2 separate regions of the Homo sapiens genome follow, and region 1 is linked to region 2. Evidence: chromatin loops called from intact Hi-C (ENCODE). Cell type or tissue: Calu3. All regions are shown on one strand. Links, peaks and the distances in the headings refer to the core of each region. The heading gives the core; the rest is flanking DNA.

Evidence for each region. Hi-C counts contacts between places; a loop is a spot of excess contacts. Peaks named below come from ENCODE experiments on the same cell type or tissue, not always from the same donor. Only the 100,000 strongest peaks of a DNase experiment are listed, where the experiment ranks them.
Region 1: a loop joins it to region 2, with 5 times the contacts of the local background. A loop is called at or near these places in 1 of 110 quality-filtered maps.

Annotation. Positions count from the first base shown.
Region 1 is chr3:26,653,187-26,656,117 of GRCh38, reverse strand. The region is part of intron 1 of LRRC3B (leucine rich repeat containing 3B); the gene reads right to left. Among named protein-coding and RNA genes, the nearest start is that of LRRC3B, 32 kb to the right of the region's middle. In Calu3, for the core only: no CTCF peak of the experiment used is centred there; no DNase peak of the experiment used is centred there.
Region 2 is chr3:26,589,952-26,592,882 of GRCh38, reverse strand. No RefSeq gene overlaps it. Among named protein-coding and RNA genes, the nearest start is that of LRRC3B-AS1, 31 kb to the left of the region's middle. In Calu3, for the core only: no CTCF peak of the experiment used is centred there; a DNase peak (open chromatin) is centred at 1,582.

The DNA of each region.
Region 1 (2,931 bases), core at 132-2,631, 63 kb before region 2:
CATCCTTGCAGTGATTCTTCAGGGCTTTCATAAATCATTGAGCTAAAATAAGCTGAACAACCAGGCATAGTCAGTTGGAGGCAGAATAGAGAAGTAGATGAGGTCAGGCTTTGCAGTCAAATGAACCTTAGTCTGAAGTCCGGCACTATCATTTATTAGTATGACCATTTTGACTAGTCCTTTAGTCTCTGAGTCGTGGTTTCCTTGTCTGTAAAAAGGTGATAATAAATAGCAATAAGGTCATGAAGAATTTTAAACCATATCACAATGTGTGTGATATGCTTGGCACAGACCTTGGCCCAGTACCTGGCATATGACAGACACTTAGTAACCAGTAGACATTATTAATATAATGTACTACTGAGCATTTCTGTCACCATGACACAGTTAGAATTGCAGCTGAAGGTAATAGGGTGGTTAATAATGATGAATTGGAGATATGAGCTCTGCTTCACTTGGTATTATAAAAAGGGCACATCTATGAAAGATAACTAAAAAGATAAAGCTAAGTATTGTTAATGAAAACAGGACAGATGAATTAGTGAAAAGGAAAAAAGAATATTTGTCTTCAGCACTACCAGGCTTTACTAATAATCCTAGGCCAACCTATCAAGTAAGATCTGCTTATCAGTAAAATGCCTTAGTCATGTCCATTGTAGGAAGGCTCGAGTTTGGCTTTTACTAATAGTCTACATAAACAAACTGCAAGTAACTCAAGATATAGACATTATGGTGCCTCTCACAGGCTTTAACAGAGCTTCAGAGCGTAAGAGAGAAATAGATTTCCTTTTTAGTTCATCATTGGCTTTAATGATAGGGTCATAATGTTTGCTCTATGACTATAGGCTTATTTCTTTCTTGTAATATCTACTAATTTCTTTACTAGATAAAGAAATTCTTCACTGTTTAATTCACTGCAGTAGAGTATCTAAGAAGAAACAATTTTTATTTTTATGGTATTGATTTTTAAGGTTAAACTTCAACTTATGAAAAGTGGCACTAGTTTTCCATTGAGAGAGCAATATAAATGTTCATGGACAGACAGACAGATAGACAGATGATAGCTAAATAAGTAGATTGATAAATAAATGAAGACGTAGATATCCTTTATAAATATATTTAAGTAAAACTAAGTAATTTAAAAATATATTAGACAATTATATTCAAAAATTATGAAGATGATAAGGCAATGACTCAAGTTAGGAAATGCCATTTTAAAGCAACAACAGCCCACTAATATGACACAGGCTTATAATTTCTGCTTTTTTCCAGGCACTTTTTACTCACTGGTGCTATGTTCATTAACAAACAAACAAAATATTCTTTCTCCAGTGATTATTTTTGCCTATGAAATGGCATATAAGATTGCATCAGCCTGGTATCCAAGCACTTCTACAGAATATTCTGATGTTCTGATATTCTCCCCTGCTGCTCCTTTATGCCTCCAGGCTATAGTCAAAAAGAACTTTGCACTGTCCCACTACACACTTTCTCATCTCTGTTTTTGCTTATGCTGTTCTCTCTGCCTAGAACATCCTCCTTACTCCCCATCAAAGAAGTCTTTCTGATTTCTCTTTTCTCTGAAGTACTCCCAGAGCATACAGGTAATCCTCATTTGCATTTATCATACCAGGCCTTGTTTTATGGCTGTGTATCAGAACCACCTGGGAAAATTTTAAAGCTACTGGTGCCTTAGTTCCAGCCTTAGAAATTCTGGTTTAATTTATATATAGTGCAATCTGGACCTAGGATGTTTTCCAGAGCTCTCTAAGAGATTCTAGCATGCAGCAAAACTTGAGAAGCATTGCTACACATGCTCACAATCTTCTCTAAGCCCCACTGTTGGACAGCCGGCTTCTTATGTCTGCTTGTCTTAGTATAGATGGAATAGCAAGAAATACTTGAACAGCATTCAAGAAATACTTAAACAGCCACTTCAGCATTTTTTAGGTCCATCCTGGTCTTGTTCCAGGACACCCAACTCTCTGACAGATTTTAAATCATGATTCTATTCCATTATTTTGCAGGTTATTAGAAACAGATCACCAGGAACAGGAAAACATCACAGCAATTCAGCTAGGCTTTGGACTGTTTCCCCATCTAGGAAATGTATCACACAGGCTATTTTAGGCTGTTAATTAGACATGGAAAAAAAAATAGCCATCTGGTGCCACCAGGTATGGGCATTATAAACTTTTTCTCCAATATCCATATAGTCTAATTCACTTCTTTATAAACTAAATGTCACTTATTAGGTGAACTATTGTTTTCAATAAGGTATCTTTGTGTGGTCATGCTAACTACTTCAGGACACACATATGGGTACAGTCTGCTCTCAGAAACAAACGGTTCACAGTGAGTTTACATGGGGGACATTATAATTCATGGTGAAAATCTGACACCTGGTCCTGAGCCGTACTCAGAGAAATGACTTAGGCCTAAAACATCCAGCATGATCAAGAGTTCTCAAAAATCTCAGCTAGACTTCAGGTTATCTTACTGTTTTTTAAAGGACATTGTCAGCTTATTTTTTTTTTTCTGTGAGTTCTTCTTTTTGACAGTTTACATGTTTTGTTTTATACTTCATCTCTCTCAGCTTCCCAGAGGCTTAAGTCAGTGAGAAATGACATGTCAGCTTCTCCTAAACCATTATTAATGACAGATCAATTTCTGCAACATCATCTGAACTCACATGTATATCCAAGCTCATCTTTGAGAATATTTCAAATCAGCTTTTTGAAGTCTTTGTTCCTGTCTGTAAAAAAAATGACAGAAATTCTAGATTTCTTGGAGGAACTGTTCAGGTACAGGCTCTGACTAACACAAACCAGCTGAACTGAATGTCAAGGAGATGCAAGTCATTTTCCTTTCATTAATTCCTACTAATATTTTTTCCCTCATTTTCCTCTTTCCCCACTTAAGTCTTTTGAA
Region 2 (2,931 bases), core at 328-2,827:
ACCACACTCTCTAGCATTCCATGGCTATGGCTTTTGAAACAAGCAGAGCGTGCCCCAACCCAGCACAGAGAAAAGTGACTTCAGCTGATCCTCATTCTGAGCATGCTGCTGTAAACTACGTGTATCTAACAAATTCTTATATCTGGAGCTCCAGTTTGAGAAACCTGGGAAAATAGCCCAAAAAGTTTGTGTAAAACCGACAGCTTGGGAGAATTGTTCTACAAAGCCAGCAACCATTACAGACTCTTGAGTTTCTATTTGGGCTGTAATCGTGAGAGAGCCTTCATATGCAAGGTGAGTATGGAGCTGGCAAATCCTTCCCATTAATATCTATACAGGAAAGCTTTTCTTTTCAGCAAGCTTCTTCTGACCATGAGAAAATCAGTAGCATTCCTGGCACTGTAGAACCAAACCTTGACAAGTTCAGCAGCATCCTCAGCGTCACAGAACTATGAAGAGGTCAGCAGTATCCCAGCACCAAAATCACAGCATCTCCAATAGCATCGAAGCATTGAAAGGTCAGTGGTGACCCCAGTATGATGAAATGGGCCTAACAGTAGACTCAGACCACATCTGGACCACCTGAGGAGCAATTAGATTTATAGGGTTTGTCACTGCTAATGCTCTGCAGAAACTACTTTTGACATGTAGAGAGTGAGAATCAGAGCACTGAACAGAATTCCCAGGCAATACATTTGGCCTGAGTCGTACTTAACATGTGTTAGACATAAGTTGCTATGCTTGGCTTCATAGTCACTCTCCTTTTAGCAAAGCAAGCATAAGGGATTGAATGTGTCTCAGCTGCTCTGGGATGTCTCCTTGCAACTCACAGATGACATAGGAGATTCGGAGGCAAAGCACAAGACCAGGGTTCTAATCTGATGCATGTCTATCTGGGGACCTGAGACAAGAGGCTAAATTCTCTGCATTTCCGTGTTTCCATTTGTGTAATAAGAAACTATGTCTTCATGTTTAACGGTGATTTTCCTGAGGCAAAACCATACTTAAAGGGGAAAAGATTCAAATCTATATAAGCAGGACATCTCATCAGGGTTTGGGCCTTTGTGCAAACAGTGTTCAGGACCTACTGGACAGTTAAAAATCTCTCTGTGGGAATTTATATTAATATGCAAATGAATCAGGCTTTGAGCTCCCTTCTAGACCACCAGACAACCAACATTTTCACCTACTTCCTGCCCATCACATCTGTACTGCTCATTGAATTCTTACTAATAAATATGTTTCTCCACTGCTTTAAATTAGAACTAGCTGTACTCCAAATGGCGATAAGAGGGTTTTTAAATATTTATATTTATTTTGAGAATTTCTTTAAATTACTGTTGAATTGATGAGCACTGAACTACGTGGCAATCACAGTGCTAAGTGTGTTTACATGAATTTTCCCCATTGAATCATATCTCTATGAGGTAGATATTATGAGATGAGGTTGCTATTTTTAAATGATAAATTCGGAGCTCAGAAAAATAAGGAACCCATAGAATTCACATAGCTAAAATGTGGCAATGTCAACCACAGTCTGATTTCAACTCCTTGCATTAACCACAAAGCCGCACTAGTTAATTATTGCTGCAAAACAAGTTATTCCAAAACTTAACAGCTTATAAGAACAAACATTGATGATCTCACCCAGCTTCTGAAGTCAGGAATCTAAGAACATTTTAGATGGATAGTTCTGGTTGAGAATCTCTTGTGAAATTATGGTCAAGATGTTTACCAGCGCTACGGGCATCCCAATGCTTTGATGAGTTCAAAGAGCCAAGTCCACTTACATGGATGTTGGTAATGAACTTCAGTCTCTCACCATGCAGGCGTGCTCATTGGGCTGCTTACAGTCACAGAGCTAGCTTCACCACAGTGAATGACCCAAGAGAGAGAAAGAACAAGACCCACATGGAAGTCACAGCAGATATAGAATTTAATCTTGGAAGTGACATGTCATCACTTCTGTCATGTGATATTGGGTTATTGGTCACAGAGACCAACCCTAGTATAATATGGGAGGGAACTGTATGAAGGCATGAATACCAGAAGGCAGAGATTACTGTGGGCCACCTTGCAGGTGGGCTACAGTTACCTATTAGAATTTTATGTTATCACTTAAAAGGGGCTCAACAGACTCCTTGGCTCCAGGTTTCCCTACCAGCTAAATATTGGCATGTAGAGTGTAGAGGATGACATTTCTAGTCATCTTCTCCTTAACTCAGAGACCAGGAAAAAGAGAAAGAGAAGGGCTACATTAAATTAATTATTTTTGGATCCTCTATAGTGCCCCCAATGACATAGATTGGATACAATATGGTGAGGGTAGTTAACTACTCTCAGGACACCCCGGCCCCCACCTCTGCCATTTTTGATGAGAAGAGAAAGAGAGAGAGAGAGAAAGAGAGAGAGAATGTGTTTCCAGACTCCCCAAACACAGACTCGCCATCAGATTTAGTACTATTTTTCTCATAACATGGCAGGACATTATCAAGCTTGGGAACTGAGAAAACACGATGGGAGGAGAAAGGGAGAAATGAACCATAAATGTTGGAATTATTCCACAGCACCAACAAATGATAAACTCCTGCTGTTCCTCACATAGATCTGTAACCGCAATTGCACTTGTCCCTCTTAAAAATAGCAGTTGGAGTCTAGAATATTTCTAAGACAGTAGAGTGTCATCTTCATTTTTAAACATGAATAAGCTACACAGATGAAGCCTGTGGGGGCTAAAGCATTAGAGAGACACAGAACAGAGAAAGAGGCAGGGGCAAGATTTACCAGGACTTCCAGAAAAGGGTTGTTTATTCATTTATTCTTTCAACCAGCACTCAGGGAGCCTTTATTATGAGACAGCTACTAAGCATTTAGGAGGGTATAAAAAAATAAAAAGCACTGTCCCTACTTTCCAGAAATGGAACAGTATAG